Regions from separate parts of the Homo sapiens genome. Here region 2 is linked to region 1. Evidence: chromatin contacts called from ENCODE Hi-C or POLR2A ChIA-PET data. All regions are on one chromosome and are shown on one strand. The core of a region is the stretch at or near the end of the contact, and the rest is flanking DNA. Distances in the headings are between cores, read along the strand shown. Region 1 has its middle 60 kb from the start of ZFHX3-AS3. Region 2 has its middle 17 kb from the start of ZFHX3-AS3.

Region 1 (5,101 bases), core at 1,494-3,993:
GGGAGATGGCTCAAGACCAAGTTGGAGAAGCAGGCAGGGGCCACCAGTGGTTTTTTTGTTTGTTTGTTTGTTTGTTTTGGAGACATAGTCTCTCTCTGTTGCCTAGGCTAGAGTGCAGTGGTGCAATCTCAGCTCACTGCAGCCTCCACCTCCTGGGTTCAAGTGATTCTCCTGCCTCAGCATCTCAAGTAGCTGGGATTACAGGCATGAGCCACTATGCCCAGCTAATTTTTTTAGTTTTAGTAGAGACAGGGTTTCACCATGTTGGCCAGGCTGGTCTCGAACTCCTGACCTCAAGTAATCCGCCCGCCTCAGCCTTCCAAAGTGCTGGAATTAGAGGTGTAAGCCACCACACCAGGCCAAGTGGGGTTTTCAGCAGGGAAATGGGCTTAATCTGATTTGGGTATTTGGTTGGTTGGTTGGTTGGTTTTGAGAGGGGGTCTTGCTCTGTCACCCAGGCTGGAGTGCAGTGGCGCTATCTCGGTTCACTGCAGCCTCCACCTCCCAGGTTCAAGCGTTTCTCCTGCCTCCCGAGTAGCTGGGATTGCAAGCATGTGCCGCCATGCCTGGCTAATTTTTTTTTTTTTTTTTTTTTGTATTTTTAGTAGAGACGGGGTTTTGCCATGTTGCCCAGGCTGGTCTTGAACTCCTGACCTCAAGTGATCCACCCACCTCGGCCTCCCAGAATGCTAGGATTATAGGCATAAGCCACTGTGCTCGGCCCTGATTTGGGTTTTTAAAGGATCCCTCTGGGTCGCTCATTGATGAGCGGACTGCAATGGGGCAGGAGAAGAGTGTGGGGACCATTTAGAAGGCATTACAGGTTTCCAGCAAGAGGAGATGTGACTGGGCCAGGAGGGTTACAGTGGAGGAGATGACAGGAAATGGTGGGTTGGAGGCAGGTTTTGGCTGTGTGGAGATTTGAGAGGCAGCCCAAGCAGTGAGGATGCAAAAAGAAAACACGTGAACTCAAACCTAATACCAGCCCCCTTCTACCACTAAAGACAGGGAAGAGAGAGAGTCGCGGAATAGATTCCTTGAAATTGGAAGAGTTTCAGGTATCTGACCAGGATCCTGCCTCGCTGTCAATATAAAACTTAAATGCCCGTTGCCTGCATGTTGCGGTTTGGCAGCCCTTATTCCTCCTTTTGTTGTTGTTGTTGTTGTTGTTGTTGTTGTTGTTGTTGTTGTTTTGTGTGAACACACACACCACCCATTCCTGATCCACTGAGGCCTTAGAAGGCATCAGCAAGTGAGGTTTCCTCCTGTGACCAGGAAGGTCTCCATGCAGAGAAGAGAGATCTGCTACCCAGAAACTGAAGTTAAGGAAAAAAAGGTGGCTCGCCTGGGGGAAACACGTCCAGTGAACCTCAAGCCGGTCATTAACTCTGCCCAAAGCCTTGAGGACGCTCACACACTTGGGAATTTTGGGAGCCCGGAAACTAACTGCAAAGTTTATTTTCAGAACAAGGCACAGAGAAGGAAGCAAAAGATAAACAGGGACCGAATGTTTTAATTATTTTACATGGTTCCACCCCAACACCATTCCCTAAATCTTAAAGGAATGAAGGTCCGAAGGGGTTTATGGGAGAGCATTTTATTCCTTCCCCTTTCTGCCATACAGGCTTGCAACTGCCCTGCGCCCCCACTTCTATAGCGTTCCCTTCATGGGAATGGCAGGGTATATCCGTGGCTATCTTGTGACTTTGGCCAAACCTGGGTGTCGGAGCCTGGTGAGTTTCCTGGGCGGTTGTGGTCGTTTCAGAACAGTAGCCACATGGGATGCTCTCCAGGGACCGCCTCTGAGTTGCATGGATACAGTTCTTCATCTGGGTTTTATAGGGAACAGGGGTCCTGACCTTGGAGTGCAAGAGAGCAGAGCATTGTTAGTAAACTGTCCGGGGAAGACTTTAAGAAAAAAGAATGAGGTGGAGGAAAGGGAAACTGGGAAGGGCCAAAGGAATCCAGATCCTTCATCACGTTCAGGCACAAGCAGACTCCCTGGGTGTGGCCTTCGGACTCGCAAAATCGACTCCAGATATCTTGGGGAGAGCGAGAAGAGAGGACAAATATGCCGGGGCGGGAGGGGCGGGGGGAAAATACCTGCTAATGCAATTAACTGCAAGTGGAAACGACAAGCCGTCGCCCACGGAAGATCTCAGAAAACACAGCTCGAAAAAGTACAAAAGTCCTTCAGTGTGAGGTAATGAGGCGCATCTAATTATATTTAAGAAAGAAACAGCAAGAACTGCTTTAAAAGCCTCCCCTCAGTCTTCCCCTCTCAAACCAGTATGGATCCAAAACCCAGAGACATCGTTGCTTCAGAGAAAGTGAGGAATTGAAGAGTGCATCACAGGAAACAAGGTTATTTTCCCAGAACTGAGAAAAACTATCACATAAGCCCTTCCCTGACTGTTCTCTTTTCCCCTCCCAAAAAAAAAAAAAAAAAACAAAAAAAAAAACAAAAAAACAGTCCCATCAGGAAACAGCAGGGGGAGAAAGAAAGAAAGAAAAAAAAAAAAAAAAACCACAGGCAGCCCCACCATGAGAAATCAAGGCAGTCGAAATGACATTTGACACCGCCAGGCCACAGCTGAAGAACAAGGGAAAAGTTTTAGGGCGACTGTCAATGACCCATGGTCCTTCACTCCTAACCTTGCTCCTAGCATATGTTTCTCATTTCCTTGCTTATAGCTGGTCCAAGCTAATGATATGTGTTTTGGCCGGGATCCCGTGCTTGGCATACAGCCGGTCTTGTTCTCATTGTCCGGGCTACTTACAGAAACCTCTTTCTCTGTCTCTTTCTCTCTCTCAAAAAACCGGCTTTAAAGAACAGTAAATATGCAAAACAGCCCCCACGCTCTATAGAGCTACCATCTTGAACACGGCCTACGCCATCCTCACACACCCCATCAATAAAGGCCTGAAGAGACTGCCCACAGGAGAGGGGTAAGTTCAACACAAAAGCAGTGGAAATTCAAACAAATTGGCCCATTAGAGTCTCACACGGCTATAAATACAGCTCGGCTGGGGCTATTTTGAGGGACGGTGGCATGGGAAAGTTCGGCCTGGAATCTTGAGTCTGTCAAAGGAGACGGATCTCTCCCAAGACATGGGAAGAACACGAAGCGCCTGGCGGGCAGGAGGAAGGAGGGCGTCGGAGCTGGTCAGTTTCAGGGCCAGATTACACGTGGATGGCAGAGACAAGGCCGGGCCTCGCCCCTGCACCCCGGGGCTGCCGGACTTGCTGTTGGAGGCTTGGGCTCGGGTGTCACTCAGAGTGTCCATAACCTCTCAAAAGGCCGAACATGCTCTTTTCCTCCTCAGGGATCAATGGACCATTTCACTCTTCCTGAAGGACCCGGCAGGCGGGTGGAGGAGGGGTGGGAAATGGAGTGGCTGGCGAGTCTGGGCAGGACCCGGTCTGCAGTCAGCATCTCTGGCGGACCCAAAAGGGAATTTTTTCCCATTTTTTTATTGATACATAATCATTGTGCATATTGATGGGGTAGGTGTGATATTTTGATATAATGTGTAATGATCAAATTAGGGTATTTAGGGTAGCCATCATCTCAAGCATTTAGTATTTCTTTGTGTTGGGAACAGTTGAGGAGGGCATTTTTGCCCATTCAACCCCAAAGGTTGACACCGGGTACGTGTATGTTACAAAATCAGGGGCACAGTAGCATGGATTTGAGGAAATGGGTCCCATAAACAAGAGTTAGTAAAATATGTAGGCAGAGAATATATATGCAGATGTCGAGAACTGCTTAACATTCCCCCTCAGGGTGTGTCAACAGATGGCAATTAACTGCTAACAGTTAGGAATCAGTAAACACAGAATACACAGACGCTTATGCATCGTGTACCTGCCTGCGCTGCAGGAACACAGATTCCCCTTTGCGGCTGTGAAATTGCAAGGAACGTCTGGGTTCACTCTGCCCGCCCCCCACCCCGCCCCCCCCGCCATTTTCTGTTCAGAAGGCACACCCAGGACAACTGTGGATTTACACATTCACTGTAGACCAAGCACTATCCAAGGCACAAGAGTCACACAGACAGAGCTCCTTCTGCCTGAGGCTTTCAGCCCAGTGGATGCATTTGATCGGTGCCTGACCCTACAGTTTCCTTGAAGATACCTCGGCATTTCCCCGGAACAGCCCAGTTTGTATCTATTATCCCAGAGTAATTATTAATAGCACTTCTTTTCACTCTCAAAAGCGTCCCAGTTTGGATGATAAATTATATGGCTACTCTATCTAGAATCCCTTTTTAAAAAGGGCTTTTTTGGGGGGATGAAATCTAATACACAGAGAAAAAAAGTGCAAAAATACAGCATCCTCTATTTGAGAGGCTCTTTGGAACTTGCTGAAGTCAAGAGAGGGTTCCCAAATGATGGAGAAAATGGCTTTAGCAGATTAAATTTTAATTAGTTCATAACAGGTTCCACCGCATTCTGGACTTGAATCCCTGCCGCACGCTGTCGCCGGTTCTGTAGTCCCAGACATTGTCGGCTCTGGATTTTCCACGGTGCGTCGGAAAACTCAAACTGACTGCCCTCTTCCACAAGCCTGGGGACAGCTGGGGCACATGAGGGCACTTGTCCCCATACAGCCTGGAGGGGAAGAGCCAATTCAGGTTTCCATGACAACACCCTTTCCTGAAAATCTCTGACTGACACTTCCTGGGGAGACAGGAAGTACAGACAGGAAGATCCCGAGGTCATTCTTTTCCTTTGTCCAGCTTTTCCCACCTCCCAGACTCTCTGATGATTTGACCTTTCCTAGCTCAGCATATCTTCTGCCAGCCCCATCAGCAAAGCTGTCCTGGGGGCAAAAAGCAAGCAACTGTTTCTGTCCGCTTCTTCCCAGCTGGCCAGTGAACACCCAAACTATTTCAACAATAACCTGCATCAGAGTAACTAGTGAGGGCTGGGCACGGTGGCTCACTCCTGTAATCCCAGCACTTTGAGAGGCCGAGGCAGGCGGATCACCTGAGGTCAGGAGTTCGAGACCAGCCTAGCCTACATGTTGAAACCCTGTCTCTACCAAAATAAACAAATTAGCTGGGTCTGGTGACATGTGACTGTAGTCCCAGCTAC
Region 2 (5,101 bases), core at 1,614-4,113, 43 kb before region 1:
CCACACTTGACCTGTATTTATATTTTTTAAAAAATCAAACTAATTTTAAGAAAGCTCTGGCATTCTTAAGATGCTTAAAAGAGTTAATTGGGTCGTCCCTGCAGCCAGCTCAGCACTATTCTGCATAATCCTGTGTTTCCTTATCCAAGAAGTTTCATTGGACAGACTAATCATCGCATCTCTGTTATGAGATTTTAAGACTACAATTTCTTTTAATCATTCAGGCCAAACTGAACCTGAATGAAAAAAGGAGTTTCCTTTTTCTTATTTAGGCATGGTTGTGACACACTACACAATTTTTCTGATGTGCTGTCTCTAGCCTCCTAATGTCAATAAATATCGATAAGGCCATACCATGTACTGGGCTCCATTCTGCAGGATGGGCGGTTCCACAGTACACTAAATATGGAATCACTGAAGGCCCGTTAGGTTTGGAGGGAGAGGATGGAGTGACAAAAAGCTTTTACTCTCAGAATAAAACTGGAAGACACCAGAGCTTCTATACTCTAGAAATGACTTATGGACCATATCAATCCCTAATAAATATTGTTTAGTTTTGGCTTTTTTCAATCCTGGTGTCTGCAGGTTAAAAGAGTTTAATTTTTTTTTTTTAGGTTAACTACAAAGCCACCAGCAGGGGGAAGTGTGCAAAGAGAAGTCTGGACCGCCTTGGAGCCCCAAAATGTCCTGGGCTCCTCTGTAAACAGGGAGGCTTCTTTTGTGCCTTGGGTAGAAAAAAATAAATAGCCCTATTGTGAGGCTGTGAGAGAAACAACCTTTAATCCTTGCAAAGCCCAATAATATTATGTATATTGACTGAAACCCCGTGGAGTGGGCCTGACGGGGTTTTTTCATTACCAGGGTACATTGTAACCTAGCTACCTTTGAAAAGTAACCAACATCGAGAGGCACTTGACATTTGCAAAGTATTATGGGTGTCCTCTCTATGTCTTCTCAAGTTCCCAAATTTACAATGGTCTTAATTTAAAAGTTAAGCCAGGGGATCAATTGCTTAGTGTAGGGCCAGGCTGCCCTTTTTAAAACAAAACAAAAAATACCAAACCCCTGTGGGCCAGTGTGACCTGACTTCCTTATTTGACTCAGATTTTGGTGGGTTGCATGTTGCCTTGTGTTGAATTTCAAAGGAAGGTGTCTGAACTCAAATCGGACGGTCATGTTCCACTTCTCCAGGTGTTGCTGAGGCATACGAAGGCTGCAGCAGCTGGTAATGAGTTGGTGAAAATGAAAAAGGAACATAAGTAGCTTCTTTAGCAAATCCCCTGGAAATGACATGGAGCCTTGAGGATCGATAACATCGACCCATCTGAGGGCTACAGCCCTGCTCCCTCTGACTCATCTGTAACAGTCACAGCCCAGGGAAAACAGCAACATTATTACGGGCAAAACTATGACCAAATCAACTGGGAAAATCAAACTTCAGCCTGCTTTCAGCTCACTCTATTTGGGCAATGGCAGTGGGTCAACATTAGAGCAAGGATCAGGCTGAAATCCTAAGGGAGAACTTAAGTGGACCACGGCCATGCTTTCGGAACATGTCTTTACGACCTTCAGGGATATTTGCACCACTATCTGTCTCCTACTGAAACCCAGACCGTTGTTCAGGAAGCTGAACTCCTGAATTAGAAAATTAGAGGAAGGGGAGACAGAGTCCTAGTTACTTTTTTGAAAGTGTTCAGATAATATTTGAGTCCTTTTTTTTTTTCTTTTTCTTTTTTGCGATGGACTCTTGCTCGGTCACCCAGGCTGGAGTGCAGTGGCGCGATCTCAGCTCACCGCAAGCTCAGCCTCCTGAGTTCAGGCCATTCTCTCGCCTCAGCCTCCTGAGTAGCTGGGACAATATTTGTGTCTTTTGTAGTCAAATGATCTATCAGTGTTTCCTATCAAAATCAGGCAGGCTGTAATCATTGCTAAGTAAATTCAGTTTGTTTACCATAGGTTCATGCTGAGACTACAAAGATGAATGAGTTGACTCTTGACTTTGGAGTTCACAGTCTTTTGAGGGAGATGGATATAATACTAGCGATATCCAGTTTGACAAGTACTGTTGCAGCAGATCACTGGTGGACTCTGGAAACCCAGAGGACGGGAACCAATTCAGTTGGGGAAGGATTTGCAGAGAAACTGATGCTTAAACTAGAGCTGGATTGCTGGGGACCTTGAATGACATGGCACAGAGTTTGGACTTGACCTGTAAGCAGCAAGAAGCCACAAATCAAGGGACTAACATAATCCCATGGCAGTTTTGGAAAGATAACTTAGGTGGCAAGTGTATCTGTCAGCGACTGCCACAATAATGCTGTGTAACAAAGCTTCCCGAAACTTAGCATCTTAAAACAGTAAGCATTTATTTTTCCCTTGTGTATCTATAGGCCTGCTTTGGTTCTTCTGTGCTTGACTGGAATCAGCTGAGCTTGACTCCACATTGCAAGATGGGTTCAAGTTAGTTGTGCTTTCTCATTCTTCTCAGATCAATCACTATCTAGATCATATCATTCTCATGTGAGATCATCTGAGTATAAAAGCATGAACAGAAATATGCAGTGTTTCTTGAGGTCTCCATGTAGACCCAGCATACACATACACACGCACACACACACACGTCCATGCACACACACACACCTCTCTCTCCCCATTAGCCAAGTCAAGTCATGTGATTGAGCAACAGACCAACACAATGAGGAAATAAGTTCCACCTTTAATGCAAAGAACCACAAAGTCACAGGCAAAATGTGTAATGAATAATTCTTATACACAGAGGACATGATCAGTTGTGAACAGTGATTCATTCAGCATCGGGGGGAGGACAAGCTAGGGGTGGAGAAAACACAGCAGTTTGTGATACGTTGAGTATGGGGCCATGTCAAACAGAAGGAAACAATCCATTGAGCAACACAGAGAACTCTTCTGAAACTGCAGGGTCCTACCAAGTTGGCCTCACTCATATATTTAGAACAGGGAGAAAACTCCAGATAGAACATTATTAAATGGCTGGTTGAAACATTTAGGAACTCCCAGTTGAATTATAGTCTTGGCAGCAGCTGCCTTTCAGACCCATCTGGTTTGAATTGGCAAAACTGCAGCTGTGCTTTTTGGTATGGGTGAGCCTTTCTTTTGAGTAATGGGCCTGCATGGAAGGGGTGGAGAAAGGATGAAGCCATTGTCATGAAAAATGGGTAGAGAGAACAACATAGCTACTACTGTTTTGCTTTGTAACATGGAAGTAGGCCTGTGGTTCTGGGCTGGAGGACAGATTCTTGCAGGATTACTGGGTCTCCTCGGCTTCTCTAGAGCTGTCATACCCAGTAGATGCTGTCACATCACATACTTTGGTTATGAATTGGTTGTTTTGCTTTTATGGGACTGGTATAATTAGTTTCACATTTTTAATTTATAGCATCAGCTAAGCTTTTTAATCCGTTATTTATGGCAAAGAACTAAGAACTAAATTGCCCCCTGCCCCCTCTACAGAAAGCATTGCAGTTCCATACTTTGTAATCAGTTGTTTGGCTAAGCCTTGTGGCCTTCTTAAAGGAAAAGTTTTCCCACAGAGGAGTTGGTGTGGTTTCTTTGGATTTCTTCACCCTGAATCCTGGAAACCCTGAACAACAGAAAAAAAAAAAAAAAAAAAAAAAAAGGCCTTCAGCATTTCAATGGAGTAATGTTTCTCCAAAGCCCTGCTTTAGAAGAAAGTGAAGCTGGCAGGGATGAGAAACTCATGCCAGAAAATTTCCATTTGAAGAAAGGCTCTTGTGTTGAGTTGTATTTTCTGTCTTGAGCTTCCCCCCATGTAGTACTCAGGTGTATCATAACTGAAACCACTAAGAGATCTCGAGCACATGGGAAGTGAACTCAGATGTCTGGGATATGTGTGAAGAGGTCAACACCATGAATCAAGGGTCATGAAGATTAGACAAGTGAAGAACGAAGCAGAGGGATAGACTCAGAGAGCATCCTGGTCTATATCTAGTTTATTTAACAGGGCTCTGATGCATCTAGTCTGGTTTGAAAGAACAGCTGGGAGATTTTGGAATCTTCCTCCTTTTTTTTGCAATGAATTGTATTGAAGGCCACACCGTAAGTCACCGAAAAAAAAAATTCACAGTCACACTGTAGGGCTGGAAATACAGGGCACCCCATAGCTCACACTTGGCTCTGTTGCTGAGATGGCATGAGGAGAACGTGGACTGCATCCAGCCTGGTAGCCCCAGTGGGAGCCTGAACTGTGTGTAAGCTACAGTTTAGGCTTTCATCCCGACTTTGACTCTTGGCCCAAGCCCATTTGAGCTGGAGTGTTGAAGGGTTAAAGATGAAGCACTGGGCTGTGCGGAGCAGTTTCTATAGGACAAAGGGGCACACTGACACTGAGCTGGGGTCCTCCCCCTTCCCCCTATCTAGGCTGAGGGGTCTCCGTGTTTACTGGATGTTAAATAAATACCGATTGAATCATATGTTTAATGAGGTGTATCAAACATGTAATAAGATACGTATCTATTAAACAGTTGTGAAATCTTGGTAAATATGTTCTTAATAATAAAGGGTGCAGATGGCTTACAGATTGGAGCGGGGAACAAAGACCAAAGCAGCTTATGGAAGGAATAGGAGAGCCATCTTCTGAAAACTGAGAGGACAGCTGATGTTCAGCCAGAATTTGAGACATGTATCTGCACTCAACTGGAGCAAAAATGGGACCCGGGCCCATAAAGGAGAAAGCCAGAAACTTCAAAACCTCAAGACTAGGAGAAACAGCAACTAAAATTAAAGACAGAAAACATGGCTATTCACAAAAGCATCACCCGTGTTTTAAATACACCTTCAAGTTTCAGCAGTAAGTAGTTCTTATTATCATGCACTTACCCCCTGAATGTCCCCAAACTGCGGGGACCAGCCAAGTATTAGAAAACAAAAGAGTTACATGAGATGTAGGTAAAGGATTATTAACGTGTTTTTCTTTCCCTAAAAAGTGGTAATTATCATATTATATTGCAAAATGCTATTGAAGTTACCTCAGCAAACTACTATTGAAAACCGATCTCTTTCTCCTTGCACATGTGGGTCGAGCTAAGTTCTGGTTAGTTGTGAT

What was found. A loop is a pair of places that touch in the nucleus more often than their neighbours do. ChIA-PET counts read pairs that join two places held with the same protein, here RNA polymerase II (POLR2A). Pooled maps may share reads with other maps.
Region 2: a pooled map shows a loop between it and region 1 (2.3-fold over the local background). The contact joins two enhancer-like sites. A Hi-C loop is called at or near these places in 1 of 37 single-sample maps with no recorded cell type and 1 of 50 pooled maps. POLR2A ChIA-PET finds 5 or more read pairs at or near these places in 4 of 52 experiments (AG04449, AG04450, BJ and 1 more).

What each region holds. Positions count from the first base shown.
Region 1 is chr16:73,170,358-73,175,458 of GRCh38, reverse strand. It overlaps a transcript of ZFHX3 not described here. Among named protein-coding and RNA genes, the nearest start is that of ZFHX3-AS3, 60 kb to the left of the region's middle. RefSeq lists enhancers at 3,142-3,991, 4,062-4,561, 4,562-5,063. Within about 2 kb of position 2,743, at least 23 of the 41 ENCODE cell types and tissues checked have a DNase peak (open chromatin) inside an H3K27ac peak, as active enhancers do.
Region 2 is chr16:73,213,398-73,218,498 of GRCh38, reverse strand. It overlaps a transcript of ZFHX3 not described here. Among named protein-coding and RNA genes, the nearest start is that of ZFHX3-AS3, 17 kb to the left of the region's middle. Within about 2 kb of position 2,863, at least 5 of the 41 ENCODE cell types and tissues checked have a DNase peak (open chromatin) inside an H3K27ac peak, as active enhancers do.